Regions from separate parts of the Mus musculus genome. Here regions 1, 2, 3 and 4 are each linked to region 5. A link is a loop called in an ENCODE intact Hi-C map of the cell type or tissue named here. Cell type or tissue: left cerebral cortex. All regions are shown on one strand. Links, peaks and the distances in the headings refer to the core of each region. The heading gives the core; the rest is flanking DNA. Region 1 overlaps Klf12 (Kruppel-like factor 12). Region 2 overlaps Klf12 (Kruppel-like factor 12). Region 3 has its middle 42 kb from the start of Gm34199. Region 4 overlaps Klf12 (Kruppel-like factor 12). Region 5 overlaps Gm34199 (a long non-coding RNA gene).

Region 1 (6,557 bases), core at 781-5,780, 450 kb after region 5:
ATTTTGATATTTGGGATCTCCACTCATTGCAAGAAATATCTACTTATTGGGCAAATAGACATGTGTCTAGCAAATAATTTACTCAGTGACATATAAGGCCTTGAATGAACAAATTTGAGAAGGGAGACTATACTATTCAAGAGATGTTCATGCTCCAAGAATCACCAGAAATGATGCTGTAAATTGGCTTCTGAATAATTGACAACTGTCTGGCTGTACACTCTGCGCCTCCCCTTTTCTCGTTCCCTTAATAATTCTCTTCCTTTTCCAAGCTATGCTACTATTGTCTAAGCTCTTTCATTATGTTTTCTGTTCTTAACGGGAAATTGATTAAGTGATATTTTAATTGTATTCTTTAGGGAAAAAAATGTAATTGATACCAGTCTATCTATTAGTGAAGGAAATGGTAGTAATTTACTAAGCAATGATCACATACTTGATTCTTTCTCCAGGAACCTTTCTGTGGGGTGAATGTTATTTTGATCAATGGCCAATTATGGTTTTGATAATCAGATGGCTTCATCTCCTTTTAATCTCCTAGATATTAGCTCATATATAAAATAAATGTTTTGTATGCCACTCACGTGGCAGCAACATCCTTCACTACCAGCAAGGAAAGTTCATTTAAAAAGAAACAAAATTCTAACATGTCACTTTATGATTTGTCAATACAGTATTTTTCATGTTGTGAACTTTTCCTGCTGGGGACAGTTGAAATCAACTGAAAATTAGATATTTTACAGAAGTGAAATAAAAATGGAATAGGTTAAAAGCAAATCTGAGAACAGCAATCAAACATATTAATCCATGAAATGTGTTGATTTAACTTATTTACATGCACAAGCAATGTGGTATTGGGACATCAGCTTCAATGTGTGCTTGTGTGTTAGTGTGCGCATGTGTGTGTGTGTGTGTGTGTGTGTGTGTTTATGTGTGTGTGCGTGTGCGCATGCGCGCTGAGTCAGGCTGAAATGGTCACAATGGCAGGCCTTTTACTATGGTACCAGGGTTTGAAAGCAACTCCTTGGGATGTTTTCTCTAATTTCTCTTTCTCTTAATTGTCTTTACCTCCATCTGTTTTTTTGCTATCCTATCCATTTGGGATTGAGTTTGGGAGTGGGACTATAGAAGAAATTATTAAAAGATTGTGTCAGATGGTTTCTACCCCACCCTTAGTTATTCAGCTCCTGGAAGAAAGACACACTCACAACCTTCATATTTACAGTATGCCTTAAGCAGCACAATAACCGGGCAGCTGCCTACCCTCCATGCTGATAGAATGTATAGCATATCAATAATCCCAAATTATTACTTATTTTATGTTCCACCTGGGTTGCTCTTCACTCTGAGTGAGCAGCCCTCAGGGCCACATTTTTATGGCTCAGCTGACCCATCATGTGTTCTCCTTTATCCGCTCCTGCATGTTCCTCTTTTATTCCATGGTAGCTTCTTTCTCCTCTTTCCCTCCTCATGGTCCTCTCGATCCCAAACCTGCAAAACTTCCTTTAAAGAAAATGAAGACATCGCAGACCATGCTAGCCATTTCTGGTCAGAGACACAGTGCCCTTCCTTTCAAAGTTACTATCCCTTAATATTTTGTTTTCTTTAAAGAAAATACAATGTTTATATCTGAAAAAGTGTGATGAGGATTGTTTCTTCTTCTGATACTCCCAAGGAGACAAAGATAGCGTTCCAGAATCCACCCTAAAAAGCAATCAGCTTTTTATTTAATTTTTCTTTTAATATTTTAAAGGATGGTGTTTTTCTAAACAAAATGTTTCTTAAATATGTTTCATTAAGAATCTGACTATGGGGACATTCCACCTGTGAATGTTCTGGATCTGTAGCCAAAGTATGGGTCTACCCATGGTATTTTGGGCTTTTCTACTGAACAAAGTCATACAACACTGTACATTATAAATGATATACAATAATTTATGAATGTTCTTTGTCAATAGAATCAGAAGGACAGAATATCTAATTCTTAAGAAACCCAAGCAAATTAAATGTGTGTGTGTGTGTGTGTGTGTGTGTTACAATAAAATAAAAAAATTTAAAGAAAAAGAATTTAGAAGGGACATAGGAAGAATTAACTACTATTTTAAATGTACTAATTTCTGCATTTAAAATTTCTCTTTTAGATATCTTAAAACAAGAGCTCGATTAAAATACAGAAATGCTTAAACCATCTTCTAAAAGTTCAAGTGTACCAGCAACTTAACTTTTCTTTAGAGTTCCGTTCAGTCTTTAGTGCAAGCAGTACATAGCACGGGGGTCACGTTTTGCTTTTGCTGCAGAGGTGATGACTCTGATCAAACACAGTCCAAATTCCTCAAGGATCATCCCCCTGCCTGAAGCCTTTGATTTCCCTTCTTGTCTGCCTGCTCTGCCTGGGCAAGAAGGCCATTACATGTGGCTTCGGCTACTTCTTTAGTTACAAAACGAGGGGAGAAAAACGATGAGCACATGGCCAGGAGAAACAGCAAGTATCTGGGGTACAGCACTGGAGAGGTAGTCAGGCTGGCAGTTAGAAGAGTAGATGAGGGGTGACTCCTAGTAATTGTCAAAACTTAAAAAGTGTGTGTGTGGGGATTTTTAACAATTTCTACTACATGGGACAGGGTCTCATGTAGCATAGGCTGGCCTCAGAGTGAGTGTGTGTATATGTGTATGTATAATATATACATACATACATACACACTAGTATATATATACATATATATAACACATATCATATAATATATAACACATATCATATAATATATAACATATAATATATAATATAATAAATATTATATAATATATAACATGTTATATATAAAGTGTGTGTATATATATATATACACACAGTTATATAAATATGTGTACAATGTATATGTGTGTGTGTTTTATATATATGTGTGTGTATATAATATTCTTCATGAATTTTATATATATATATATATATATATATATATACATATATATATACATATACACATATATACACATACATATACATGTACACTTATGAAGCAGAGGCAGGCCCTGAACTCCTGAACCTCCTGCTTCCACATTCTGAGAACTGAGACTGCAGGCCTGGCCCATCATGCCTGGCTCCCACACTATTCCTCCCCAAGGCTCGAGTTTTCTTTCTGTTGCATATCTCACCAAATCTTTTGTCCCAGAAGTCTTAAGGAGTTGAGATTTACCTTGAGGACTGGAGTCTTTGTGCTGCCACCTAGTGGTGGAATAGTACAAATCGTACACAGGGAGATTGAAGGCTACTGCGTATCAGACCCTTTTCCTAGGATGGTCCATGGTTTTGCCAGCTCGGAGTCAAAACAAGGTGCAGTGAATCTCTTCTGAGAAAATCTTAGCTTGATGGTGTTCACCTATAATTCTAGAAATGGAACTTAGGGAAGTGGAGGGAGGAGTCAAAGTTCATGAGATACATGAGACCCTATCTGAACCACGCCCTCACTAAATTAAAAAACAAACAAACAAAAAGACAAGTGGGGCAGTGGTGGCGCACGCCTTTAATCCCAGCACTTGGCAGGCAGAGGCAGGGGGATTTCTGAGTTCAAGGCCAGCCTGGTCTACAAAGTGAGTTCCAGGACAGCCAGGGCTACACAGAGAAACCCTGTCTCGAGGAGAAAGGGGGGGGGGGGCAGAGATTTAAAAATAGATGGCTATTTAGAGAACTCAAACTTAATGCTAAATATATATTTTATATACATTATATATGATATGTCTTCTATGTATATATTATGTTTAAGAGTTCTAGTATGTGAAAGGCATTATTTAATTTGGTTCAAAAGGAAAAGACGTGCCTTCTGCATGTTTCCCCCATTTTTCTGTCCTATACATTGTTATCTTTACTCTTCTTAGTAAAATTAAAATGTCCTTTGTTTCATCGCTTCACATTTTAAAGGGATGGCTTAATTTTTTTTTCACTAAGTCAAAGCACATGTGTACCAACTTGTATGCTATTAGCAAGTTTCACACCCCCGAGCAAAGAAATCGTCATCATAGAGAGAATAAAATAAAAATAAATAGTCGTGTCTTTGGGGAGATAGGCTGTAAGTTTGATAAGCTCAGGAAACAAAACAAAACAAAACAAAACAAAACAAAACAAAACAAAACAAAACAAAACAAAAATCAAAAAGACTTTCCATTATTGAATGCATTCAGTGACTCCCTTTCTGTGGAGGTACCAACCAACTTGAAAAGCCTCCTCAACCGTATTTCTCTTTCCATAACTCCTTCTCTGGGTTTCTCCCGGCCTTATCTGAGTATTGTCAGAATCCATGCCTACCCTCCTTCCTCGGGTCTAGTACTACTTATTCCAGTGAACCATCTGGAGTCTCTGGGTTCCTGAGTATATATTGTTTCTGCACTGTCCTTGAGTTTCCTTAATCTCACAGTGCTTACTCTTCAGAAATAGTATTTGAATTACATTTTAGACAATTGACACAGCGTGGATGTTAATGGTTTCTGGAGTTGAACTCCTGTGAGCGAGAAGCATTCTTGAGGTTCTCAAAGGGTCATAATGAAAACACTGTGCTGTATGGTCATTATAGTCAGTCCTTTCTTATGCTTTTGTAATATATTGTAAAATATTTTACCTGTGAACATATGATAAAGAGGACTTTGATTGGACCTGGATAATTAATTAGAATCAGCAATGTGTCTTATATAATATATTAAATAGTTATGCTAGTCGTATTTCCCAGTATAAGAAATTATGTGTGCCTCCCCGCCACCCCTTGACCCTGCACTGCGGCTAACCTCATCAACACTGTGCAACCGTAAAATCTGGAAACTGTGGAGTATGGATAATCCCACTATAAACTGTAATAAAAATTACCCTTCCAGACTCAATATTCTCTCCATTAAGTTCATAGACACTGTCTCTTTGTACATAAAGTTTTATGAAATAAATCGACCGCTACGCCTGTCGTTACCAGATAGCAAGCTGTTTTGATTTAAAGACTGATGAAGGTACAATCCGTTTTTCCATGTTTGCAGTGCATGCTGAAAACATAAATTTACTTTAACAAACCTTAAGTCGAAGGGAAAATGGTCCTCTTACTTGCACCCTGCATTTAAGTATCTCTTTGTGAGAAAGAATCAATGATGTATTTACCGTGGCTGGCTCATTTGTTGCAGCCATAAAAGGAAGATTTGGTTTCCCGTTTCAGCTCCCTGGCCTTAAAGGTGTATTAAGCAAAAGAAAGCTCAAATCTTAGACCGCTTTGTGGGAATTGTCTTGAACCTTTCTGTGTTTAGAAGGCATTGTCAGTTCCTTGATTGCATTTTTTTTTGTCTCCTCTGTGCTAATCTAAAGGCTCCTCTAATCATCTCTGCTGTGGTCTCTGCCAGAAGTAAATGCTAGAAATCAATCGTCTATAAACACAGGGACCTTTCAGACAGAGGAAACCGTCTAGGGCCCTCACTCATAAATCCTCAAAGGACGTTACTCTGGAGGAAGTCATAATGTTCTAATGAAGGGAGACGAGGGGACAGTTGAGGTGAAAGTTGAAGAAACATACAATTCCGCTACCAGAGTAGGTAGGAGTATGTCAGAGCAGGAAAAGCATGGCCGGCAGATGCAGAACGGAGGACGTGTGCCCAGCATAGTGTGATGCTGTTGTGGTGTCTGATCTGATGTGTTTTCCCATGAGATGCTGCGTATGGTAGGTGCACAACATATGTGCTGTCTATACCCTCAGCAAAGACCTGAGCTCACCACTGCTCCGAAGGCTTTTAACTCCGCTTAGATTTATTTCGTATACTCTATGTGACTATAAGTTTTGGCTGTGCCTACACTGAACATAATAAATAAAAATGGTGAAGGAGAGGAAGTGAAAGGTGTATTTTACCACCCTTATTTTTATGACCTGTGCTCTCTGAAACATTTCCTCAATAGATTTTTTTTTTTTTTTTTGGTTTTCCCAATAGGCACAGAAATGATTGCACTTCACTTTCTGTAGGTTTCCTTACAATAAGTATGTATATATCTACAGATTTTTGAATTACCAGCCTGCTCAGGTTCTATTCTTTTTACTTTGTTTGAAGCCAGCGCACAGATTAGGGAAGTGACTTTTATCTGTAGGGACACTAGGGCAGATGACGGAGAGCAGAGAGGATGTCAACATTATCATCAAAGAAACTACTTGATTCACCAAACCAGGGAATTTCTGGATGGGATGAAATAGGGTCCCGCCGGCTATTGTCCTTGGAGATGTTACTTGATAAGAGTGTCTTAACAGCCTATGAAGTAATGGCCACTAGTAACAAGGGATTGATGAATTGTTGTCAGTCTCTTTTAAGAAGTTGGCAAAGAATGTAACAAATCTTATAAATTTATCTGTTAAAATTAAACAATAACTTTTGTTGAGTATATGTTTCTTTGTAAGTTACATATTTTATCTTTAAAACCTACAATAACTACCATATAGATGTTGCTGTCCATTTTTCAGAGGTAAGAAACTAGAGACACCTGTGGTTCCCCCTCTTAAAGATTCAGCTTAGAAGGGGTAACTTCTTGCATGAAATCACATTGTTTTGTTTGG
Region 2 (6,557 bases), core at 953-5,952, 530 kb after region 5:
AAAAAAAAACGTTGATCTAATTTTCTTAAATTCTCTTATTACCCAGAATTTCTGCAAGAAACCATGATGAAAATAGCAAGTTGGTTCTGTTCCTGCTGATGTCAGCTGAATATCTCTAATATCTCTTTCACCACAATAAAAATGGTGTGGGAAAGGAATTAAGCTAGGTTATTTTCTGTAGTTATTTTCTTAATTATATGAGAATTGGGGCTATAAGATCATGTTGAGCCATGGGGGGTCACCAAGTCTGAGAATTTGCTTTTTCTGTTACAAGTGTGATGTTTTGCTTTCATTAGCCTTTAGCTCAGAACGGTATATAAACATTACACTGCAGACCTGCTGTCCGGACACGTAGGACAATAGTTCTTGTTGGTTCATGGCTTCTGTTCACTGCGGCAGCCAGCATAGGTATAGGACTGTCAAGGTATAGGACTAACAGGTATCAGACTATCAAGATAATACATCATTCTCACACTAACAAGGACGTTAATTTATGCTCTAAAATAATTTGCTTAGTTCTAGTGTTTGTTGACTCTTCATATAATTGTTATTTGTGGGGTACATTTGATACCGCATTGAGTATTTAAACTCCACATAGAAAAGCTACCTACAAGTCCTGTTGCTTACTGAATTTGAAATGACATCACATGTTTATCCTCTGTCAGGCTGCTTTCCCTTCGAAACCTGCTCAGATAGTAAAGTTTAAAATAAAAGATACTGTATGAAATCTGAACAAATGGAGTTATTAATATATGCATTGCAGAAAATAGTGTGTTCCAATATGAAAATATGTATGTGTTCCATATAACAGTACCATTGACTGCTCTTTTGGTTAGGGGTGTGAGGAGGGGTCTTGTGTAGCCCAGGCTAGCATATATCTCACGTAGCTAAGGCTACACTGAAATCTATATCTTCCTCTGGTCAAGTCCTGGTATTACAGGTGTGCACCATGACAGACGATTGAGATACCTGCTCTTTTACCATAAATTTGGTCATTGCAAATGAGAGGGAGGGAGAGAGAGAGAGAGAAAGAGAGAGACAGACAGACAGAGACAGACAGACAGACAGACAGACAGACAGACAGAGAGAAAGAGAACGAGCTATGTTCCATATAAGTATTTGAGAGAAGAACAACTACAATGGGAAGCCAATCAAAACTCTCACTATATCTATGAAGATGCTGGGAACGGTGCGTGCAGTAATAACTCCAAAAGGCCTACCAGTAGGGACGTTCCATGGACTATAATTTTGTCCTGATCTACATCTACCCCCACTCCCAGTTTTCGCATGCACAGAGGAGTCTCTGTGGACACAAGACAGCCAAGTAATCAAGCGTTTAGTACTTTCAAATTATTAATGACGGTTTTATCTGACCGCTGGTCTTTATAAAGTTTCTTGATTATTTACCTAAAACTAACTATTACATGTCTTGGCATAGCAAAACATCCTAATAATATGTATCTTTTACTATCTGAAAAAGGGCAATAGATGATGTATTTATCAAAATATCTACAACAACACAGTATCGTTGGTCCTCACTATATATATTCACAGCTAATTAGCTGCCTGCTCTGCTGGAATCCACTGCCCATTCTCCTGGAATCCTCTATCCATTCTCCTGGAATCCTTTGTCCATTCTCCTAGAATTCTCTATCCATTCTGCTGGAACCCACTGCCCATTCTCCTGGAATCCTCTATCCATTCTGTGGAATCCTCTATCCATTCTCCTGGAATCCTTTGTCCATTCTCCTAGAATTCTCTATCCATTCTGCTGGAATCCTCTGCCCATTCTGCTGGAATGCACGGGATATTCGGGGGAAGCCGTTGTCTCTAAGTTTCCATTCACCTAAATAAGCGCCCTTTATCAGATGGGAGTCTCCAGTTAGAAGTAAAGGCAACTAAGTGACTCAGACTGCCATAAACCAAGGAACATGGGGACTCTAGAAGCGGATAGGGTGTAAAAGAAGATAAAGCAGAAGCAGAACCCCTGACTCAGAGCAACAGGCCAGGTGCAGCGGAAGGACTTAGCAGGCAGCTCTGACCCAGAGGAGCCCAGCCCAACACTGGCCCTCACACTCAGCGTAAGGGAAGACAGGTCCTTATGATGGACTTCAGACTGGGCTGTATCTAGCCCTGGGCTAAGGAGGAAGGGCCTGGGTGTTGACAGGACTAAGGCTATTTCAGAAGGAGAGGAAGAGGGAAGAAACGGAGTTGTGGTTTCCTGAAAGACAAGGAGGCTTTAGTGGCAAAGCCGTGGAGAGCACTCGTCGCAGGCTGGCCACCTTCAGTTTTCTCTTCTGTTCAAAGGGGGAAAGAAACTGTCAGAGTTAGGAACCTTGAATGATTTCCCTGGGAGGCTGTAGTTTCTCATCTTTCTGATGATACCAAGATGTACTTTTAACAGTAGCTAGAGAAAGTGACTTTCTCGAGTGCTACCCTGTTATTCAATAGCCAGAACCCAAGGATGCTAAGGCAGAAAACACACAGAGCCTTTCCCACGGAGTGCCCAACGTTTCATTCTAACCACCGCATCCCTCTATCCTCATCGGACATTGAATCACATAATCAAAAATAACCTGTCTATATGGAAAACACACGTTGTGTTGATACTAAAAATGGGCAGAGGACAGCAGAGCTTCCTGGGAGATGCCCAGAGTGTGTGGCCAGAAGCTTGCGTTCTGTTGTACATCTGCCTTTGAACTCCTGCATCACTGTATTTGTCTCACGTCAATCGAAGAATGTCAGGCCCAAACTGTTGCAGTTTTAGCAAGGTGCTTAGGAAATCCTACTCCTCACTGGGGCATCCTGAAGGAAAACGCTTTATAAGCCTAGGTCTTTAGTAACCATCCCATTTGGTCTTCGTTATAAAAGGTTCCTTCCTACCGCCCTGGTGATTCGTTGGCGTGCCTAGTACTCATCACAGACCCTGACGAGGCTACAGTTTGCTTCAGGTGTCTCCGAAACAATGTAGAATCCTGAGCCTATAGGGAGGTTTAAGGTGTGGTTCAATACAATCAGTACATATATGTTCTAGAAAGGGTTTGTGCCACAGCTGGATGAAAAGGGAACTTGTAGGGAGTGATGCAGAATTTGCTTCAGTTTGCCCAGAAGAGCAGTGCTCTGTGTCCTTGTCACTGTGTGGACACTGGAACTGCTCTCCTGAGCTACAAAAATACGGAGAACATTTATATATCAGAATATCTACTTAACAGTCTGAAAAAAAAAAAAAAGCCATGACTTTATTCACCCATAGGGTGATGTTAATATTCTTGCAAAATCCCTTTATTTCCATAGGTTTTGCCCATTCCTCTAATCATTTCCTTAAACATCTGTAAAGAAAAATACTACTTTATGTGGGAATGCAAGAGACAAGCAAACTCACTCCTGTTATTTTTCACTTTTAGACCTGAATTATTTTGTGAAGTTTACAAAGCCCTGTAGCTTAACTTAAGAGTGGACTGATGTCCTTCGGTGGAAGTAATTTACAGTAATCTTCCCCAACCTGCATGGTATTTATTTGTGAAAGACAAGGAAGTATGGAATTACCATGGAGAACAGAAACAAAGGCCGGAGGAAACCATGTTCAGAACAGAAGAGAGTTGCTGCCACCTAGAGGTGGAAGTGGGTGTCGCTGAGAGCTGTAAATGGTTGATGTCATACAATCCTAAAACCAAAATGCAATCTAGGGACATCATCTCCACCTCTAAACAGGAATGGACTCATTTGGCCTTCTAGCCTCCATTAAAACTGGGCCTTGAATGCTCAATAAGATTGTAGTGGCTCGGGGTTTTTGTTTTTGTGTGTTTCATTTTTGTTCTCTTCAGCCTTATTTCTTTCTGTTCCTGCAGTTAGTTCTAACTCTCTGAAAGTCTTCGTCCTCCACAGCACATTTGTGAGCCATTTGCAAGCTAGTGGGTAATGTCTTTTCCATACTCTGGGCTACCTTTTTTCCAATGTTATCCTAAAATTTCCACTAGGGATGCCCCACTTCTCATCAAATTGTGTGGCTCGTGCAATTTTACTTTTTTCCTAAAACAGGGCAGGAGGCAGGGGCAAGCTATGTGGTTGGAGTCCTGGGAAGACGGGCAAGAGGAGAGGACCCTGAGCCTCACCTGAATCATGTAAAAACCTGGTAACTGCCTATAATCCTAGCATTTTGGAGAAAGATGCAATTGCATCCAAGAGCATACCAGATGCCTGGATTGACCCCGGAGCTACATGTTTCTTGCCTCCTCCTCCTTCCGCATGCCCTCACCATCCCTAGCTGGATGCACTCCTTTAAGCTCCTCACTGGCATCCCTCAATAGAGGGTCTTTCACCATGCCTAGTGATCACTGCCAAAGGCCAGTGGAATTACTCCTGGGTTCCTAGCTTAGCTGTTTTGGCAAGAATTTGGAAGTCCAGAGTCCTTACCATTGCACACGAGTCCTTTCCCAGATGTTTGAAGCCCTGCGCATCATGCACAGAGCCCTTACCATTGCACACGAGTCCTTTCCCAGATGTTTGAGGCCCTGCGCATCATGCACAAGCACTTGCCCATTTTCCTTCCTGTGAACTTTCTCATCTTCCTGGACCCTAAATTTCAGCCACATTCAGTAGCGGAACATGCCACAGCAGGCTCCGGCCACACTGATCACTAAAGCCACTATATCCGTTTCGGTACTTTCGCCTTGTTAGTGGGAAGCTCAGGAAGTTTTGAAAGATTTGTCCAAGTTTGCAGAACAAATCAAACTCAGGATCAGCACATCTTTCTTCTAACTATGGTGATTTTTTTTTTTCTTTCCATTTTTTGGTGACCATTTCCCATCTCTTGAAGCATACTTCAAGAAGAGCAGAAGAGCTCAGATCTGGGGAGCAGGGAGGGGTTGCCTCCTGTTAACCATCTCTAAACGTCAAACCATCGTCTCTGTTTCTTGCCTGTTTGTAACTACTGTGCTGGACAAAACCTTTGAAGTGTGTGTGTGTGTGTGTGTGTGTGTGTGTGTGTGTGTGTGTGTGTGTGAAACAGACGTGTAGTTCTGAAGCTCACGCGCAACACCTGCTCTGTCGCTCCCTAATTAAGAGATGCAGAGACAACATTGAGTCCTTCCTGCTCTTGCCTATTTAATTTATAGGGATAATCCGATGCTGAACGAAGGGGACTTTGTAGGAGAGGACTTCATAAGCCTTATGAGGCAAGTCGGTAAAACATGGCTCTGCGGCATTGTCTTTTTCATTTTTTTTTCTCTTAAGTAAACCTTCTTTATAATGCTTTAACAATACAAACTTTGCCACATTTCTCTTTGTTCCTCATTTCCACGAGCCACATACTATCTCGAGATGTTCTAACTGCACTCCTCGCCTCCACCTGCCTTTGGAGACCATCCTTTCTCCACTGGATCCGGGGTTTCCTCAGTGGGCTTGCGAGGGAGCTCTATCTCTCTGCTTTTGCTCTGCCAGCCAGTTCTCCATGGCAGAGGGAAAACCGGCTTGATTAATACAAGCTTGCTTTTCCTATCTCCTTGTGATTGTAATTAGTCTGACGCAGAAGGTTCTCCCACTGAATGAGTGTTGTGTGGCTTTAAAAAAACAAAGCAAAACAAAACAAAACAAATCTGTGTCCTTTGAGTATATTCATTGAACGGGTTTATTTGTGGCTTATATTAATGGATTTGAAAATTGACCTTGTAGTTGTTACTGTGATGCCTTTCCAAAGCACAAATAACCCTCAGACATTGCAACTCTGGATGTGAAACATAACTTCAGTGCTGGATCCAAGGTTTAATAGGAATAATGTGCATGCCATTTTAGCTTGAACAGGCGCTTAGATAACTTTGCTCTTTAGTCTATTAGCTTATTCAACAGCTACAGAATTTTAAACAGCACCGAGAAGAGTGTCAATCTTTGGGGTAAAGACTTAAATCATTTATAGTTCCAAGAACTAAGAGGCTAGAGCGCAAGATCACAGCAGGCCGTGTCCCCACAAACCTGAAGCACTGAAAGGGCCAAAGCATTGAAGACAGTTTACAGGAAGTGGCTGCCCAAGAAAGTCTAGTGTTATCATTGGCCACAGAGGGAGATGTGGCCTCTGAAAGCAATAAACGTAGATTGTATTCTCCAGTAATTATTTTAATTCCTTTAAAACTGACCCGGTTTTGAATACATACGAAGAACAACTGAACGACACGGAAGTTGGAGAGCAGGCTTTGAACTCAAGGGAGGCCAGTTCAAGTCCCATCTGCTGCTGAAGCAAACCTGCAATCTCTTTACAACCATTTCCACTGCAGGAAAGTATAACAAGAATATCTTTTATGCTGGAGCTCCGCAGATTAAAATTCCACCAGCCATAGCCAAATCCTATAGACCAGGCACCTTAAACCCCAGGGATTGTCTTCTCCCAGGTCTGGAGGCTGGGAGTCCAAATCAAGGAATGAGTTCCTTCGTGGCGGGCAGCAGGCCACTTTCTATTGGTAATTTCCCCAAGTGAAGAGAACAAAGGGGAGCTGCAATCTTTCTTCCTTTACTTGAAAGGATGTTAACCCTTAGTCCACGCCTCTTCTCAACCTAGTCTTCTGAAG
Region 3 (6,557 bases), core at 577-5,576, 83 kb after region 5:
TGGTTTTTCAAATTGTTCCTTATTATTGAGAAAACACATGCACAGTGAAATGCAATCATACCCATTCCCCACACTCCAGCTCCCTCTGTGTTACTACTTGTTCTATGCGCCCCTAATTTGCTGCTGTGATTGGTAGGAAGGGAAAATTGGAAACCCGGAGTTGCTAGGCCACTGTTTCTAACAATCATGGTGAGACAGGACATTGTTAAGCTCATTAAGCAAAATGACAACTTTTTAATTGAAAAAGTAAAGAGGATTGGGTCTTTGGCCCCCAGGGTTAACCTAGGAAATTCACATGTCATAGGAAAGAAATTAAGTGGCTCTGACTGTGGTTTACAGATGGGAGTTGACACCAGGAAGAGCAGGTTCTGGCTGGCATCTGTGGAATACCAACAAGCTTTGAGTCATTATTGCTGACTGGAAAAGAGCTTTAATATGTTTGCCTAAGTGATAAGACTTTAAGTTCCTTAGGTATGAAGATTATTTCATAAATATTTCTAATTGACACAAAACCTGTATATTGCTAAGTCACTCATGATTGTGTGTAATTGGATTGAGATATTATCTTTTTTTCTGTATTCACCTCTCATTCTTGAAATCTTTGGATTATCTTCTCCCCTCTCACAGTACTCAGGCCACTGAAAAAATCAATAGTGCGTTGACTTCTGTCATTCCCAGTCCACAGGAGATCTCTGCTTCCTCTCTCTAAGCATTACATATATTTTTTATTTACTTTCAATCCTAAACATCTGTAACTTTCATTTTCTCAAATCCTATTTTTAATGATGGTCCTTAAATACTTTAACCTCACTTGTAGCCCACCACCCACCAGAGGTAGTGGGAAAAAAGAATAATGGGGGAAGTGGAATTGTTTAGAAAGGTTCTTTAGAGCATCTTCTGTCTGTGTTGTCTGGAAATCAGCAGTTCAGTTCATAGGTTAGCAGGCAGCAGCAGCTTGACCCACTCACAAACACTTCACGGATACACCAACAGTCCAATTCAGTAGAGTGGTGTTAGCAACAGAGGTGGCATGACCTAGCAGAGACAGCCAGGCCTCAGCTTTCGCTCAAGTTAGCAGGAAGGATCCGGAGGGACACCAGGAGAAGTTCTCCACTGTATTGCACAGCTAGCTCTGTCTCCATCACTCCATGGAGTCCACAAATTGCAGCATACCACCATAAGTTTATTGGTGTGTTTCTCTCTATGGCCTCCCAACATCTGCAGCTCAACTACAAAGTATAAGGTGGAACAATACATTATGTATCATTAGCAAAGAATCCTTCATATGTGTCCTTTCATGTTCTTGCTTTAGCAGAGCATCCTCTCTCCTGTGTCTACTTCAGAAAAACATTCCCTTCATGACTCTACCTTACCCTTTCACCCATGTCCACTTTAACGACGTGATCCTTCACGTGTTTGCCCCAGCAGAATACTATCCAACCAAGATTTCAAAGTACCATTAAGTTTCCACTTCAGACATCACACCCATTGCTTGAACATGTCACACAAGAATATGTACTCAACCCTGCTGTTCAAACATGTGTCTATCTGGTTTTATTTTGTGTTTGTTTGGAGACAAGGTCTTGCTATGTAGCCTTGCTAACTGTTAACTTGTATAGCACAGGCTGACTTCAAATCCATGACCTTGCTGCCTCAGCCTTCTGAGTGCTGGGTTTCCAAGTGTGTGCCACAATACCCAGTTCCTGTAGGCTTTTTAATGCCATCTGTTTCCTGGATTCTAACAGACATTCGTATTACATTGAAATGTATCATTTAAACATTCAAGAAATGTTCTGATTACAAAACATAACATGAAAGTAGAGGCAGCAAATCTTATCTCCTGGGTTTAAGGGGTGTGAATCTGCCTTTCAACACATGAATACACAATTTCTTTAGCATTGAAGTAACACTATGAAACACTAATAGTAGCAAAATTCTCAAACTAAATTATGAGTATGCTTTTAAAAGAACATATGCTTTCAATTTTGTGGTATTCTGTTTTTCTTTCTTTAATTACATATAATTAGTAATAGATTGGCCACCAAAAGTTCAAATCCCTAAGACATCAAATTGTAACAGGCTGAATTGCATATGGTTAAGGTCATGTTAAAAGGTTTGAGGGTCAGTTCTGTCTCAGGATTTCAAAAGCAGAGTTTAGGCAGGTTTCATAGAGAAGAGATAATCTCTTCAATGTGTTTGATTCTGGTAAATGAATTTGGAATGCTCTCATTATTAATATAAAAACATTATTCCAGTATTGCACACCTATTGAACTAATAAATGATGATCTTGAATTTGTGAAGATTCATGATACCAAAAATAAAATTAACTTCTATGAACTTAGGTATAACTTTCTTCTTCTTTCTTCTTTCTTCTTTCTTCTTTCTTCTTCTTTCTTCTTCTTCTTCTTCTTCTTCTTCTTCTTCTTCTTCTTCTTCTTCTTCTTCTTCTTCTTCTTCTTCTTCTTCTTCCTCTTCCTCTTCCTCTTCCTCCTCTTCTTCTCCTTCTCCTCCTTCTCCTTCTTCTTCTCCTTTTCCTCCTCCTCCTCCTCTTCCACCCTCTTCCTCCTCCTCCTTCTCCCCCCTCCTCCTCCTTCTCCCCCTCCTCCTCCTTCCCCCCTTCCCCCTCTTCTTCATCCCATCCCAAATATTTTAAACAAAACAATAAAACTTCAAAAATATCTGGGCAGGCTGTGGCTCACTCACAGCAGTAACCCCAGGCTAATAGGCTCAAACACTCTAAAATATATAAAGAGAATCTGTTTATAAAAGAAAAATCCAATTCCCAGGCAGAACTTTTTAGCTCAGTGCTAGCCTAGAATGCATAAAGCCTTGGATTCAGTTCTTAAATACACACACACATACACAAACACACACACACACACTCACACACTCACACTCATACACATGTGCGCACACACACATGCATACACACATACACACATGCACACACAGGCACACACATGACCACACATTTTAATTTAGTGATTAACCAAAGTCTTTTTAAAGGATGTACAGGGGTCACTTTTACATTTGAAGAAGGTTTACATTTTGCCTCTTCAGGGTGTAGCATCATAGGACTTGTATTCTCTGTCTGTCTCCATCGTCTTACAGGTGGTAAGAGCTTTGTGCTGGTTTAGGAGACGATGGTAAAACAAAGAGGGAGCAATCGAATCAGCATATGCCCTAGTGGTTTGAAAAATGAATGGGCTGTCACTTGATCTGAGGATGGATGGACTCCTCCTTCTGCCACGTATGTGACCTTCGATTTCTGTCCTGAAGGAATGAGGACTATTATGTTTGCCTGTCTCATGTGCCACGCTGTGCCTGACTTAGATAATGCAAGTGAAGGAGAACAAAAGTGCTAATTAGTATATTACTGGAGAGAAGACAGATGCCAAACGTTTAGAAACTTGCAGACTGGCTTGTAAGTCATAACTGCTCTGGGTTTTGTTCTAATGCTGAGGATTAAATAAATTGTCAGTGTGCTGGGCGGTGTTTTGTTGGGTTGTCCATAATCCCGTGCGTGGTGAGCAGGCTGTCTGCAAGAAAAGCGCAGCACGGCTCGCACTGCCAAGTCTCGCTGGAGCCTCATTCATTCTCATCCCAGAGTCAACCCTTTTCATTTTGCTTGGGAGAGAATTAGCAATGCAGCGCGTATCCCTGGGATCAGTGAATGGAAGGGATAATTTGTACAGATTACCCAATTCCTGTGAGTGAATAGCAACACAAAGAAATGAGGAGAAGGAAAAGACCAGAGTAGCCAGAGACAAATGAGCCACTCACGAGCCGTTGTCCGGAACGTGCAGAACGGGAGCCTGAGGTCATTGTTGGAAACCGAAGGAGTCTATTGTTTAATAATGTTTAAACATATTCAAGAAGCCCAAAGCCTCTAGAAAAAGTCAATGTTTCTATAAGGAACATAGCCAAAGTTGCACAAAGCTACCTTTAAAGGGTGCCTTTAAAGACACATAAGAGTTAATTATTGAGGCAGAGACAGGCGAATTTCTGAGTTCGAGGCCAGACTGGTCTACAAAGTGAGTTCTAGGACAGCCAGGGCTACACAGAGAAACCCTGTCTTGAAAAACAAAAACAACAACAACAACAACAAAAAAAAAACAAAACAAAAAGAGAGAGAGTTAATTATTGTAGTCAGTGTTACAAAGAACATTCTACGAACCAGCTATTGTAAAAAAATTTTTTTTACTCCATGCTACATATGAAGGGGCCTGTAATAAATAAGTAATTAAAACATTTGTTTGTTTGCTTGTTTGTTTCCTTGAAAACTCCATCCCTAGATTGAATCCTGGTCAGGCCAAATGGTAAAAAAATTGTAGTCTGCATTAATGAAATGTTTTATGGTCAGAGACAGAAAGCAAGGCCAGGATGAATCTCTGAGTGAAGTGTTTACTTTACAAGAATGAATACTTGAGTTTGATCCATGGAGCCCTCTGAAAAGTCTGGTTGTGATGTTGTAGAGATGATACAGAATAAAGAGCATCTGTGCACTTTCAGAGGATCTGAGTTTAGTCCCCAGCACCCAATGTAGAGTGACCTATAACTGTTTGTGAGTCAAGCTCCAAAGGATCCAAGACTCTCCTGGCCCCTGAAGTCCCAGCACAAGGGTATACACACACACACACACACACACACACACACACACACACACACACACACAAATAATATATATTCTTATAAAAAGTGCCAGATACAGCAGCTCGTGCTTATAATTCCAGCACGGGGGAAGTGGCCACAGAGGAATCTCTGCAGCTTGTTAGCCTGCCAGCCCAGCTTAACTTTGAGCTCCAGGCTGATGGTAAAACCAATCTCGGAGTAAGTGAACAGTTTTCCCGAGGATAACATCTGAGGTTGTCCTCTGGCCAAGTCGTGCAAACATATGTGCACCTGCATACATATGCACACACAATATACACACATGCACATACAAAGTAGAAAGGGAAGAACAAAAGAGAGGGAATTTGATTTAGCTGTCATATCCATAATTGTAACACAATATCAGAGATTACCAAGGGGAGACAGCTGGAGACTGAATTTACCTCATTTGCAAGCTATTAATTACCAGCAACAGAGTTGGTAGTTAGCAGTTTTCCTTCCTTATTATAATCATACGTTCCCTACAATCGGGTGAAGAGCTTTCTCTTTAGAATCTACACTGAACTTTCCTGAAGCCTTAAAATTCAACTAAGCCTTTCCTCGGCTTTTCTGCCCAGGAAGGATCTCCAGTGACCGTGTGTTTTGTTTCCTCTGAGTCTAGGTATTGTTTTGTTTTGCTTTGCTTTGCTTTGCTTTGCTTTGCTTTGTTTTAATAAATAATGAAGAAAGCGCCCAGTCCTTTCTCTGCATCCTAGAACATCAGAAAAAAAGAATTCCTTATTCAGCTTTATGTGGTCACCAAGTCTCATATGTTCATATTTTGAGCTAAATACCGCCATTGTAACACATACCTTTTTCTCTTTATATACTTGAGTAACAAAAAATGTTAACACATTTAAATGCCCGTGTGCCTGGCTGCATATCTCACAATCTGGCTTCATTCTGTCTGCTTCTTCAGACAGTCCAGGGAAAGAGTAAAGACTTCAGTGGTCCTGGGAGGACAGACTCTTTTTCATGCTGTCCCCAGATCAGTCACAAGGAACTCCACCTGAGCCCATTTTTGCTGCAGCAGAGGTTGGCTTGTTATTCTTATCAGAATGCAGTTGGTTTAAATCATCAAACTATAGTTAGAGAAGTATAAGTGGATTTTCTGTGAGTCTGTGTGTTTAGGGAGTTTGCCCTCCAACTAGTGAAAGTGACCACTGGACAAAAACAAATAAAACTGCTTAGACTATCTACAGATTAAAAGTATGAATAAGGACACATGTTGTTTTAGCTGCTTATCAATTGTTCTTATGAGACACTCGGACCAAGGCAACTTACAGAAGAAATACTGTGGCTTCAGAGGGTGGATCCATGGCCATCATGGTGGGAAGCATGAAGGCAGGCAGGTATGGTGCTGAGACGATCAATGAGAGATTAAATCTTAACACAAAAGCCAAAGCAGAAAAAGAGCTGACTAGAAATGGCATGGACTGAAATATCAAAGCACACCCCCTAGTGACACACCTCCTCCAAACATGGCCACACCTCTTAATCCTTCCCAAACAGTTCCACCAACTAAAGACTAAGCATTCAAACATAGGTGCCTCTAGGGAGGGTATTCTCATTCAACACATATACACAAATACAAACACACAAACCTGTTAACATGATGAGAAGTTCATTTTCCAAATACAACACAGAAATAAAAGTAGATAGAAAGATAACTCTGAGGTCACTCTCTGAATCAGTGCATGTGTTATGATTTACATTAGGATTGGCATAGTGACTTATCCTGACTTTACAGACAATTCTTTATACAGAAGATTGCAATTTCCAATAAAGGCAGTAAAATAGACACCAGCTGATAGCAACACACTACACCTCCTTAAGTGGTCCCCAAACTCCACAGCATGCAACAGTGTACAATTATCCAACCAACCTCAGACTCCCAGAATCCTA
Region 4 (6,557 bases), core at 635-5,634, 510 kb after region 5:
ATAGCATCTGGTGGGAGGAGTTGGGAAGACACAAGGCTAGTTGGTCAGAAGAGCTGAGTGGTCAGGAGCACTGATGTCCTCAGAAAGCTAGGGGCGAATAAAAATGGGTAAAGCAAGGAGCTGAGCAGGAGGCACAGTGTGCAGAGGCGCTGGAGTGAGGATAAGGAAAAGCGTGGCCAGAGCGAGTGGATCAGAAAGGGGGAACATATTATAGAAGAGAAAGCTGGACAGATGGATAAGGACCCGAACAGACATTTAGGCAAGGTTAATACTTGGGTCTGTTTCACTAGAAGTCACTAATTGAAGAGAGAGAGGGAGAGGGAGAGGGGGAGGGGGATGTGGAGGGGGAGGGGGGAGGGGAAGAGGGAAGGAAGGAAGGAAGGAAGGAAGGAAGGAAGGAAGGAAGGAAGGAAGGAAGGATGGAAAAGGTCCACAGACAGGTAACTATACTCCATACCCCTCATCAAGGAAACTTCTCCTTGCAACAGAGACCATTACAGAAAGCCACAACCAATCAAAATGCAGAGCTGTAGATCCTATTTCCAGCTGATCTATCTAAAATACAACACCTGTACTTAAGGCTAAGGATTTACTGTGAAAGAGAGGGAAGAAAGATCCTAAGAGCCAGAGAAATACAAAAGAGGATGCTAGGAGATTGTGTCTCCTAGTACTTAACAGCATGACTGCCTAGACATGAACTGAACAAGGATAACCCTGGAGACAAGTTAAGGGGCAAAGAGGAAAGCTCACAAGACTTCAGCCCTACACAGGCAACTAGGAAGGCTGAGAGCAAGAGATGCAGTCTTTCCTAGGCAAGAGCACACCAGTTGCTTATTCCACACAAAATAGTCAGCTCCAAAAACATATGCATGTACATCACATTATACTGACTGAGCAGATTGTATTTATATATTTAGGAAAATACATGTCTGCTGTATATGGATAGAAGAGCAATTAGTTTATAAAGAGACCATGAGTTTGAAAGAGAGCAAGGATGTGTATATGGGAGGATTTTAAGAGAGGAAAAGGAAGGGTGAAATGATATAATTATAATCTCAAATTACAAAAGAAATTATATATAATTGTTTTTAAAGTCACTCTGCTCATAGAGTTGACCGGGAGGTTTGCAGGAAGTACTTCTTAATATCATGAGTTAACTATGAAAATGAGGGTTAGGATGACAGAGGTCTCACAAGGACACGTAGACCTGCAGGTGAGGAATAGTAACAGGTGTTCCCTCGATCTCTCCTGGGTTTCTGTATTCAATGACAGAACTGATGTTGGTCCCATTTATGCTCAAGGTTCTATTCTTTCTTGGGTTGGCTTGGATGGGTTCTAATAAGGGCCATGTGGATGTCATCTTCTAGTGTTCTTGGTGTTGGGCCTGACGTCCTGTGAGACAACAGAGTTAAGTACTGAAGCATCAATCTTGAGAGACTCATGTGTCCATAATGTCTTGAGGTCCAGCCTTTATCTTCCACCTTCTTTGGGGCAGGGTTTCTTTTAGTTGCTGGTTGCTGCATACACCATGCTAGCTGTCAATGAACTTCCAGGGCTTCTCTTGTCTCTGCCTCTCTCCTCTCTGTAGGAGTACCAGAATAACAGAAACATGCAATCTTGATTTTCTACCTAGGCAATGGGGATTGTGATTTAGCTTGATGCGTGCATGGCAAGCACTCTGTCTCATCCCTAGGCACATTTCATTAAGTCTGGAAGTCTTTATGGTATGTATCAGCTTCTTTCATTTACCTCAGACTCTTAGGTCTTTCTTATATATTCTTACCTTAATTTTCTTACTGTACCATACCTCATTTGAACTTGTATCAAATCTTACAGAATGCTCTGTGTGGCGGTGAAGGTGGGGGGAGTTACACAAGGTTTTATTGAAAGTATGGAGCAACATCTCTCTCTAGTTGCAGCTGCCCAGGCAATGATGTGATGCTGTAGAGGATACTCAGACGAAGCAGGCATCCCTGACTTTGCCCTTCCCGGTCTCAACTGGAGGAAGAAGACGGGATCTTCTTTCACATTCCATCATATTCATGAAATCATGTAGAGGCTACTTTGAGCAAGTTCCACACAGGACCCAGGCAGTGCAGTCCTCATTTTGATACCTTGCACACCCTGACTAAACCTCACATACACACCATGTGGTGGTGTTTACAGTGGAGTTAGCAGAGTAGCCACATGGATCGATGGACTATCTGCTAGCATTGCATTAGCCCTGTGTCCTCAGAGTTTTACAAACATCACAAGCTCACAATCATTTGCTCCATACTCTGATAAACCACATCACACTAGCCTGTTCCACACTTCCACACACAGGTTATAATGGATACACAGTTACTTAGCATGGTTTCCATCTCTTTCTTTGTCATTGGTTTTGTTGATTTTGAGTGAGCAAATTGTGTGTGTGTATATTTTATTTACTTGTTTTTAAGTGAGTTTATTGTATTAAGGATCTATCCCAGAGTCTTGCATAACTGGGTAAGTACATTTCAATGTTTTATATTTTCAAGACATATCTCCATATATAGTTCAAGTTATTCTTAACCCCAGCCTGGTCTCAAGCTCACATACTACCTTCTCGACCGTGAACTGTGATTACAAGTGTGAACCAGCACACCTGGTGTTAATCCTATTTTATTATAAATCCATCCTCCTCTCACTTCCTCCTGCCCACCACCATTCCCCTGGGCCGCCTAGGACATTATGACTGTCGCTTCCAAATGCTCTTCATGAGTCACCCATTCCCCTCAGGCCATCCTGTGCACCACAGCCAAGTCGATGCTTTCTAGTTTATAGGCATGATTGTACCAAATCTAATGACCAAATCCTTTGGTAGCTGTCCTCTAATTCATTTAAGTCAAATATTTAGCATACTACATAAGACCCTTAGTCCCCTGCCTAGGCCTGTCAGCTCCTTTCCTCCAGGTCTCTCCCCCAGCTTATAGATAGTCTTCTTTGTTACTTTTCCATCCTACAGTGCATTTCTATGTCTCTAGAATTCCTTTTTCCTTTTCCTTAACTGCAAAATGTATCCTTTAAAATTTCCCTCTTCTCTCTCACTAGGAAATTTCCATGTCTACTTCATAGTTCTATTCATATGTCCCCCTGGTGGTTTAACTGTACCTGCCACTGCTCAGCACAAGGCATTGTGTGGGCCTTTGTCTCTGTGCCCTGACTCTGTAGGACAGGCAGCCTGAAACCAGAAGATCTGTCAAAACCAAGAGCGCCTCCTACATCTGATACAGTCACTGCCACAGCATGCAGGGATCTACAGCACATCGGAGGCCTAAGGCACTGCCTGGGATGGGGAAATACTCAAGTAATAGTTTACATTGAAATATGAGTAAGTGGCATCCCATCCAAGTTGGCTACATAGAAGAGATAAGAGAGCCACACAATAGAAGAAATGTTGGTATTGTCCTCCTGCCCTTGCTCCTGTCTCCTTAGACATCCACCGGAGCATCTACATTCTAATGTCATCTTCACATCCTAGTTCTTTCTCACCATTGGACAAGACCACATTGTTCAACTCACAGCTTCCATTCACGGTCTTCTTGAGGTGACTCAGTGCTAAGGTTCTCTGAGCATGCTTCCACAGCCAGGTTCTTCCTGGGTTCTGGAGAGCCGAACTCAGGCCCCCGTGCTTTTATGACAGACAGGTCCTTGGTTGAGTTTTCTATCTCTCCAGCCCAGGCTATACTTTTTAACACACTTTAATGTAAAGTCTCTGAATGCCTGCTGCATCAGGATAAGTGTTACAGTAAATGTGGAAGGCAATGATCATAACATGAATTCCATATGCTGTTTAATTTCACTCCATGCCTCTAAAAATATTGATGCCTTCACATAGGAGAGGATGTCAAAAAAGGCTCTAAAAGAAAGATTAAAAAATATGTTAACATGTTGACAACATATATATGGATAATAGTATCAAAATGGAATCAACTGTTCTTTATACTAACTAGAGAAAGTGGTGTGTATGTGTGTAAAATTTCTTCTTTTGCTTAGACGGTTGACAGCATAAACCATGGACTCACACCAACACATGAAACACCTACTTATGATATGACTCATACACTTTGATATATGGCATTTGTAATGCTCGTAAATCACTTCACTTAATGCTTGCATCCTCTTTATTTGTCCAGGTGTAGCATGTATCTATTAACATACCATCTGGACTAGCCTGAATACTCATGAGAACTTGTTCCTGATGCTTTGAGTCTAAGAAAAAGCAAAGCCAATGATTATTTCTAAATTATCTTTCATATGTTTTGCATAAAAACATGCTGATACTTAATAATAACTGTGGGTTTATTTCTAAGTCCTTGACAAGTGAATTATTTTGCAGTAAAGTGAATACTTAAAAGGACTCTGGGGCCATTTGCGTAGTTTGTAGGTAAAGGTGTTGGCTTATACATAATAGAGGAATCAGACAATGCAATAGCAAGTATTTATGTGTGCTAATTTCTGAGTTATTAAATACCTAATGATGCTAGAAGAGTGATGTCCTATAGAAACTTTCCTTGGTCTGTGAAGTAGTTTATTCTGACTCTTTCAGTAGGATGCAATGTCCTGACACAGAGCCTGAGAGCCAGAGAGACAGTGGGTTTGTTGTTGTTATTGCTGTTGGATTGTCTATTTGGTTTTCTGATAACCTTGGTGTGTGAAGTTTATCCTGCTTTTGTCAATAGAAAGCCATCTCTCTTACATGGGACAGCCTTGTGTGTCATAGTGCTATTTCTTGAGATGCCTCCTTTGTTCCTGTCCCCACAGAGACAGCATAGGACTGAGAAACCCTGGTCTGATTGAGGCCTGAAAGGGACAAAGTAAGGGTTGGAAGTAGGTAATCTCTTTTCTTATCCATCACCAGGAATTGTGGACTGGAAGGCACTCATACCATAAAAGATAAGTTAGAAAAAAGCATGGCACACTGATTCCATCTAAGACTTGTATGCTAGGGGAGACATTGGAAAGATCAGCTGAGAGACTCTCAGGTAATTGCTTACTTTTATGCTTAGGTTTCATGCCACATGGACAGCTAGCTCTTTGGAAATGTGATCAGGTGACATGATGTGATCAAAGGGTGACAAATTGGCAGAAGGAAACCCAGTAAGAAATGGCTGTTCTGATTATTATGTAGGTGGTAAGATGGCGAGGGGAGCCATGTTCGAAATGTTTTCAGTTAATAACAGAATAAGCATCAACATGGGGAGAGAAAAAGGACATAAAGTGAACCCTAAACACACTTGTGGCTGAAAGGCCAAGCCAAAGAGAAGCAGAAAAGCTTAGAAGATGGTCCACACTTTTTGAGACAAGAGAGCTGCCGAGAGAAGAGTGACAAATTACGATAGTGTGGGATGTGAAGGTTGAAAATTAACACCAGATTGGAAAACAGGGGTGGTATGGATGTCTATGGGCAGGAGACTTAGTAAAGGAGACTTTAGTTGCATGGTGCTATGTGCTTCAGTGGAGCTGGGTGGTACCTTAGTGGTAGGGTACTTGAAGAGCATGTCTGTTAGATCCTGCGTTCAAACCCAGTACGGATAAAAGCATTTAAATTGTTTGTTTGTTTGTTTGTTTGTTCTAAGCACAAGTAGCAGTCATATACTCTAAAGTAACTTTAACAGTATAATTCATACATAAATCAGTGGTGTGGACAGTAAGAATCGCAATTAGATGTTATTCGCTGTGCATTGAGCATCACTATCAGATGTCATGGTATGCACTGAGCATGGTTGTATGTGATAGACATTGATGTCACTGGCAGCACTGTAGTTTTGCTTACAGCAATATCATAGGGACATGGGACACTAGGTGACTAGACAATGGGATTGTTTCAGTCCTCTTACAAACGCTCGAGGCTGTGGTCCTCTGTGTGTTTCCCATAACTGTAACAATGTCCCTTGGACAGATGCGGATACTGAGATCTGGGTAGATATTGTGACTTGCCTTAGAATGCACTGTTGCTAGCTGGCAACGCTTTGGGTTAATCCCAGGAAAGGCGGCTAGACAGTCTGCACCCCACATTTCTTTGTGTCAGTTCTCCTTGATGTCATAAGTGGCCGCACAGTATGTGGGTGAGATAGTGTCCCCACCCCCAGAAACTCATCAGTGCTTCATAGCTTGTGTCTAGGACCGAGACTCCACATGCCACCTCTTACTGCCAGTCATTCGTGTCGCCTCCTGGAGGCACTGAAGAGCAGAGCCGTCAGTCTCCTAACTCTTAACAGTCATTATGACACAGAATCTGAGAAGCAGGTTCAGTCCTCGCACCCATAGAAGGGAGAATTATTTTTACATTAAGATATCAAAGAGGTTCAAACATAGCAAGAAAGTGAAAAAGAAGAAAAGCTCAGAATCAAGTGAAATCGTAACATGCCTGGAGCCCCAGATGAGTCAGTGTGTATAAATAGAACAACTGGTGTACAGGGCCCTGGTGGTGCGCCGGGCCTCTTCTGTGTGATGTAAATCACCCCGCGTGAGCAGTAATATCCCACATAGCAATCAGTATCTGTAGAGTGCATTGTCAGATCCGCTGTGTTACA
Region 5 (6,557 bases), core at 1,020-6,019:
GCAGGGCCTGAACTATAAAGTCTGCTATATTTGTTTTCAGAACAAATGTTTAAAATGTTCACTTTCCAGCAGTTTATGGAGGTACAAACACTAAATGGGGGGGGGGGGGGAATCTGAGTATGTAAAAAAAAAAACGCAGTGCCTAAAACTCTCCAGAAGTACTTAGAATGGCAGGGCTTTTAACCAATGAAATGTAAGATTAAAGGCACACATTGTTACCATTCAGCAAATAATAAGAAGCAGGTATAAGTATGACATCACTGAAAGCTGCTCTCATTGGCCATCTCTCTGTGTGCCGTTACTGTTCTATTTGTGGAAGCAGCAGCCTTATTCAAATTAACCTTTCCACACAGTGGGGGCGGGGTGAGTAATACACTCTGCAGTACTTCCCCTGAAGGTGATGTGCTCTTGCCTTCAGCGTACACTGCCTCTGAGCAGGCAAAATAAAAATAAATTCAGCTGTGGCAGGGCTTCAGAGAGAGCCGCTGCTGGAATTAGATCAGGTCAGCTGAAGGAATCTGTGCCTGAGTTACAACAAATTTCTGAATTTTCTCTTTGCTCGATCTCGTTCCTGCCCTGTTATTTCCCCATGTCTCATTCCTGTCCTCAACTGGCTGCAGAGACTAAACTTGGTAGGCCTCCAACGGATCACTGGAGGGAGCAATGTCTTTGAATACAAATGTCTCTGTCCTGCGCTGTGTGGGGGTCTAGCAGACAGGTCACATTAACAGATGGTTTTCTGAAATTGTAGAAATCCTCAGGAGAACGGGTCTGATGAGATAATTTAATCACATTTACTGTAGGCTGAGGGACTGTCATTCTGTATCCTGTGACAGTTATGTAAGCCGGGGCCTCTAGCTACATTCGTGACATAGGGGAGGCTCTGCTCTGCCTTTCGCTCTTAGAACTTTCCCTCAGCTTTGCAGGAAAAAAGTCCAGCATCAAGGCAAGGTTCTTGATCTTATCAGTGGCCCTTCTTAGTCTCAAGAACTTTGCAGTTTGGCCAGAATAAATGGTTATAGGTCCTGGTCCTTTTTATTTGGGCCTCATCACACTCCTGTCTTCTTGTTCCTTGTGATCTTTGAAGGTCTGTCATCATGTACTTCTGAACTCCACCTTGAAGAATATTGGCTTCAGCCATGGTATGTCTTCAGTGTTTATAGACATCTCTTTCACGGCCTTGCCCACCACCTCTTTCCTTACCCTCAACTCTTCTCTGCTTGTCAAAGTCAAATCCGAAATGCAAGTGAGCAACACCACAGAGACAGGAAGTTTGGCAAAGGGAGTTGGATTTCAGGTCAGAGCACAAGTTGGCTCATGCCAAAAGTTCCCTACCATCATTTAGTGAAAGGGATGATAACCTTACAGCGGTACTGAAGGATACCTCCTTTAACCGGTGCTGGAACCCGAGAGTACAGTCCATGAAGACTCATTAAAAAAAGATAATAAAAATCGAGTAAAATATTAAAGAAAACACGTGTTAGAAACAGCACTGGTGGTTGGGGTATATTTTTATTTACTCACAACCCAGCCCCATCTATGTTTATTTTCTTTTATTCAATTTATTTTATTTTATTTTGTTTCCATGTTATTATTAGCTCCTTTAAATGTATCTGGATGCTGTAGCTGCGGCTGGGTTCTGAAGAACACATCCAAGATTCAGAAAGTAGCTTGTGTGCTGACGACTACGGCAAAACGTGTTCCTATGTTGTTTCTTAAAGGGGCTCAATAATATAGAAGGTTGAATACTGAGGATGCTGGGAAATTTGTTGGCCAGTGGAAAGTAGGTGCTACAGACAGACAGATGGACAGATGGACAGACAGGCGGACAATCAGACAGCCAGACAGGGGAACAAAAAGGATGCGACACAGGTTCCAAGTCCTTCCACTCTAGTGCTCAGAGCCCCTTCCTGCCACACCCTGCAGCTCACTGCCACCAAGAGTCATGTTGAGCTACTTTCTTCTGACAATACAGGAGTCTAGACAGATTAGCAGAGCTTTGGGTGCCTCTATACCCACGGGCATTAGGTTTCTTAACTTTCATTTCTTGACTCTGCCCCTTTCCTGTCTAGCCCTACCCAGACCTTCCTTTGAAATCAGACCATTTCTGGGCACACCTAGCCAGCCACCCCCACTGAGAGGAGCTCCGGAGGCTGCCTTTTGACCTGGCACTGCACCTGGTTCCAGCTCCTGGTGCCTGAGAGCCGCATTGTTCCTGGGTTAAATGAAGTTTTGGGGAAATGACTTTCAGATGTGAGCATCCCCCTCTGGGGCTGGCTTACCCTCCTGCGCTGCCTCCCTGACGTTTGGAATCCCATAAAAAAAATCATCTTTGTTTGGCTCGGGATGAAAAAAAAAAGACTCATGAGATAACATCTTAGATGACATGGGCTGACAAAATCCGAAATACTTCATATTGTGACCACCACCGAATAACTTAATTACTGCCTTTTTCTTGCGCTTACCTTTTTAGTTTGCTTCTTATGTGGTAACTCTCCCATCCCCGGGGTTATTTTAGTCAGTGGCCACAAATTACTGTGACTTTCTTTATCTGAACTCTGATCAGAAAACTGCCTAGTTCTCCTCAGTGTGTTGGGTGGATGGTGCTTTTTTTCCCCTCTCCTCTCCCCTCCCCTTCAAACCAGAAAAGTAGCTGCTGAAAGCTGAACGGTTGCCATGACAACCTCTTGGCAGCTTCCTAGGCGAGTAACAGTGTTGATTTCCCCCGGCGGGTGGGAGGGGGTGGAGCTCTAAGGAGGTAAAGAAAGGTTACTGTGCACTTAGTTAATATGCAAAACCACTTACACAGTGCTGGGTGAGCAATGAATAAGTGCAAACAAAGCCACGCTTGATCAGCTAACATGGACTTTGCACACAAGTACATCTGTCCAAGGATGCAGATGTTGGCTCAGAGGGAAATTTTGCCATTGGACAGGAAAGGACAGAAGAGGTCACACTCCAAGAGGTTAAACAGGATTTCTGTAGTGGTTGGAGAGTGTGGATGAAGTAAAGAAAGCAGGGTTTTAATTGCCTTTTTCCTTTTTTTTTTTTCCTCTTTGTTCAAAGAAAAACATAACGCTCTGAATTGCAGGATGGTGTTTTCCCTGAAAATCTAACACACTGAAGTTCAAGTTTGCATCAATTAAACTCTATGTAAGATAAACCAATATGTTCAGATATACGCAAGTATAGCATAATTTGGTTTGTGCTTGAACAAAACATACGGCTGAATGGCATCGTTCACCCCAGAGTTTACAGACAAAGAAGCAGTTTAGTAACTTAGGGCTGGGGGGGGGGGGGGGTTGCCGAATGTTGAAATTTTCTCTGTCTCTCTCTGTCTTTCCATTTCTCTGTCAGTGTCTCTGCCTCCTTTCCCTTTCTCCCTCTCCCTCTCCTTCTCCCTCCCTTCTCACCCCAGCACTCTTTTCCATGCCTTGCTTTGGTAGCTTCTTGTTTGATTCCTGGGGCCTAGGCAGAGGAACTCAGGAACCGTGAGAATAGGCTACACGGGCGAGGGTCACCTGCATGAGAGCAGACTGGCTGGACACTGAGGAGGCAGCAATGGGCCCCCCACCTCCTGGCCAGCAGTTTTGTGTGGAAGAGGCAGGTTGAGGGAAGGGTGCAGCAGGAGCAGAGGTCTGCCCAGCAGGTGTCACTAGGGATTTAAAGCTTACCAGACCTTTGGGACTAAGGCTAAGAAGTGGCCACGTAGTGATTAATGAAGCTTCCTTTCAAATAATTTTGAGAGACAATATGTGTGTTCTCCTTCTAAGGGAAATTAGAAATGAAAGCTAAAGCTTGCCTGCAGAGGAAGAGATTCTGGACCATAATTTCAAGGCTCTTATCTCCATTTATGAGTCTCCATTCCAAATACCAGAAGTCAGGAATAGAAAACTCAGCAAAGTTCATGGAGTCCAGGAGTGGGGAAATACTCATGGCAAGCCAAAGCAAATACAATGAGGTATTATTTATTCTGATGCTTCCAGACTAGGTCAGCCTCCTGCCTAAACACATAGATGCTGACTTTGTCGGGGTTAAGATCGCACTCAGAAACTACAAATTTCCTGAGAGCCTCAGTATAAATTAAGTCAGCTCATATTTTATCATTGCTTAATACTTCTTTTTTTTGACAAAGCTATATGAAGTCTGAATTTCACTTTTTAGAAAACTGTGTTGATATTATTAACTTTCTAAGTTATACATCTAGAAAATGTGACTATATGTATAAACATATATAACACATATACATATAAGTTATAAATATTACACACATACACACTTTTCTCTCTCTCTCTCTCTCTCTATCTCACACACACACACACTCAAACACACACACACACACATACACACACACACACACACACACACACACACACACACTTTCTTCCCTAAGAGTTAAGGTTTAGATCTTCAGAAGACTCCCTGAATACTTTTACTGCTCTCAACTTTGCTTTGTCTTCCTGAGAGTCCAGTGTTTACCATTTTCATCATGACTTCAGTAGACTTTCTACCAGACTTTTCTTACATTGTTGCACATAGTGGCCCTCTACCTTGCATTGATCATTGTAGAGGTTTAACATCCATACTGAAGACATTGCTTCATTCCTACTTTAGGACATACTTGTATATAGCGTGGAAAGGAACCGGAAAGGAAGCATCAAGAGCTGGCCTGGCTTCCCCAGCATTCAGCTTCTTAAGATGAGCTCATTCATCTTGCTTATCCTTGGTTGTCTGGGGGCGAGTAGAAAGAGCTGGCAGAGAAGTAGTTGGAGTGGCAGGATTCTAAGCTTGTATGGCCATAGGTGGCCTTCCTGTGCCTGTGAAGATGCAGAAGCAGAAGAGAGGCAGAGTAAAAACCCAGGAAATGAGAGCCTCTGGACAAAGGTGGAAATGGCCAGGGTGCAGGGTGCGCTCAGAGGGCACCTGGTAGAACACTGGTTAGTGAAATTATCTACTAAGTCAATGGAATCCTTGACTGACAACGGTTAAGAAGCCAAGCGTCAAAGCCATTGTTATATGGTCAGCTGGAAGTGTATAACAAAGCTGGGACTGAAAGCCAGACACCTGCTCCTTTCCACTCCTGATGGTAACTGTAGTACAGGAAGCAATGAGAAAACCATGACTCACTTAAGAGCACTTGCAAAGGATGCTTTGTTTTCTGTTCTTTCTCCTGGGGAAACCTCATCATAAGATACCACCAAGGACATTCCCACAAACAAAACCCCCAGTCTGCAGTTATGCAATTAGGGCAGAATTTTATTAAGCTTTTAATCGCTCATTATAGTTGTCTCTATTTGATAAGGAAAAAATAAATGACTTCAGCAGGACTGATGTCTGCAGGCCCATTCTCTAACCACAACTCCAACCATTTCTCTAATCACTTAACTGATGTTGTTTTAATGAGAGCTATTGTTATTATGCATTATTAATAAAAAATCTACCATTACTATTAATATCACTTATGAAAGATTCTGTAAAGAGCTTTGAGACCGTGCATGCAATTAACAGGAAGCCAACTTTCCACAGAGTAAAAAAAATAAAAATAAAAACAAAGACAAAAAACACACCAGGTAGGTCTAACTATATCCATTTCATCTCTTAAAAAGTAAGTGGTTCAAGTAAATTTTACATTCCCACAAGAAAAACCGTGAGCCCCATGAATTATATGGAACTCCTTGTACTTTGCCATATAGAGAGAAATTATGTGAGTCGAGAGAAATGTGCATAACCCTCTAATCTCATGGTTGTGCCCTTGGAATTTATTGACTCTCATTTCAGAAAGCACAGACCTACCCAAAAGACCGTATTCAATGAGTGAAAATAAATATATTTCTACTGTCAAATGGAATAGGGGATGTTGACTAAATCACAATATCATCATAAGTCTATGACATATTCTAGTTATACTCTAAGGGCTTCCAAGTACATTTGAGATCTGAGAACAGGGGAGCTGTGCAGAAACCCCTTTTCTGTACTTCCTCCAATGATGCTCCTACCTCAAGAATCACCCTCATCCTCAAAGCTGCTATCTTCTACAGTCTTCAGGATTACTGTGCCTCTCCCTAGGGGAGGAATGAATCAGGAGCCACAGGGCCCAGCCAAGCGAGAGTGAGAGTCCAGGAAGCCTCTATATATGCTGCTCTAGTTGCCTTCCATGTGATCTGGGCTCTGCGTTTCGAAAAGGATCACCTGGAGAATGAGACAACTTTGTAAGCATCCGAGGCATCCTGTGTTCTACAAACAGCATCTCATGTTTATTCTTCAAGAATGGAGGCTTGTCCAAGAGCTCCTGAATGATAACTTTTGAGGAACATTATAGCCAAGATTGTTTCTGTGTTTATATAAAAGATTTGCTGAACCTCTACTTTTATCTGGCATTAGGCATAATGGTGGGATTCCAGGGTCTATGCAAGCTTGGTGAGCTGAGAACATAAAACGTGAAGCTAAAGCTGAGGAGACAAATCAACAGGAGCGGAAAGGAGTCAACCCCTTGTTCACATTGTCTAGGCTCCGCCCCACAGTTACCTAGCAGCAACCACTATAAAAGAGGCTGCTTG

Evidence for each region. A loop is a pair of places that touch in the nucleus more often than their neighbours do. Peaks named below come from ENCODE experiments on the same cell type or tissue, not always from the same donor. Only the 100,000 strongest peaks of a DNase experiment are listed, where the experiment ranks them.
Region 1: a loop joins it to region 5, with 1.9 times the contacts of the local background. A loop is called at or near these places in 9 of 42 quality-filtered maps.
Region 2: it touches region 5 in a loop (3-fold over the local background); 12 of 42 quality-filtered maps call a loop at or near these places.
Region 3: a loop joins it to region 5, with 2.0 times the contacts of the local background. A loop is called at or near these places in 2 of 42 quality-filtered maps.
Region 4: a loop joins it to region 5, with 2.1 times the contacts of the local background. A loop is called at or near these places in 12 of 42 quality-filtered maps.

What each region holds. Positions count from the first base shown.
Region 1 is chr14:100,006,625-100,013,181 of GRCm38, reverse strand. All of the region lies in intron 3 of Klf12 (Kruppel-like factor 12), which reads left to right. Among named protein-coding and RNA genes, the nearest start is that of Klf12, 140 kb to the left of the region's middle. In left cerebral cortex, for the core only: a CTCF peak has its summit at 3,221 (motif pointing left); a DNase peak (open chromatin) is centred at 3,204.
Region 2 is chr14:99,929,138-99,935,694 of GRCm38, reverse strand. The region is part of intron 5 of Klf12 (Kruppel-like factor 12); the gene reads left to right. Among named protein-coding and RNA genes, the nearest start is that of Gm22970, 160 kb to the right of the region's middle. In left cerebral cortex, for the core only: a CTCF peak has its summit at 3,622 (motif pointing left); a DNase peak (open chromatin) is centred at 3,608.
Region 3 is chr14:100,372,124-100,378,680 of GRCm38, reverse strand. No RefSeq gene overlaps it. Among named protein-coding and RNA genes, the nearest start is that of Gm34199, 42 kb to the left of the region's middle. In left cerebral cortex, for the core only: no CTCF peak of the experiment used is centred there; a DNase peak (open chromatin) is centred at 3,568; H3K4me3 peaks cover 497 bases.
Region 4 is chr14:99,944,517-99,951,073 of GRCm38, reverse strand. The region is part of intron 4 of Klf12 (Kruppel-like factor 12); the gene reads left to right. Among named protein-coding and RNA genes, the nearest start is that of Gm22970, 170 kb to the right of the region's middle. In left cerebral cortex, for the core only: a CTCF peak has its summit at 3,121; a DNase peak (open chromatin) is centred at 3,255.
Region 5 is chr14:100,455,447-100,462,003 of GRCm38, reverse strand. It overlaps Gm34199 (a long non-coding RNA gene), which reads right to left. Exons shown (of 6, transcript XR_003951137.1): 4 at 5,997-6,189; 5 at 4,622-4,817. Among named protein-coding and RNA genes, the nearest start is that of Gm26367, 40 kb to the right of the region's middle. In left cerebral cortex, for the core only: a CTCF peak has its summit at 3,650 (motif pointing right); DNase peaks (open chromatin) are centred at 2,039, 2,698, 3,551 and 4,702; H3K4me3 peaks cover 1,047 bases; H3K27ac peaks cover 1,693 bases.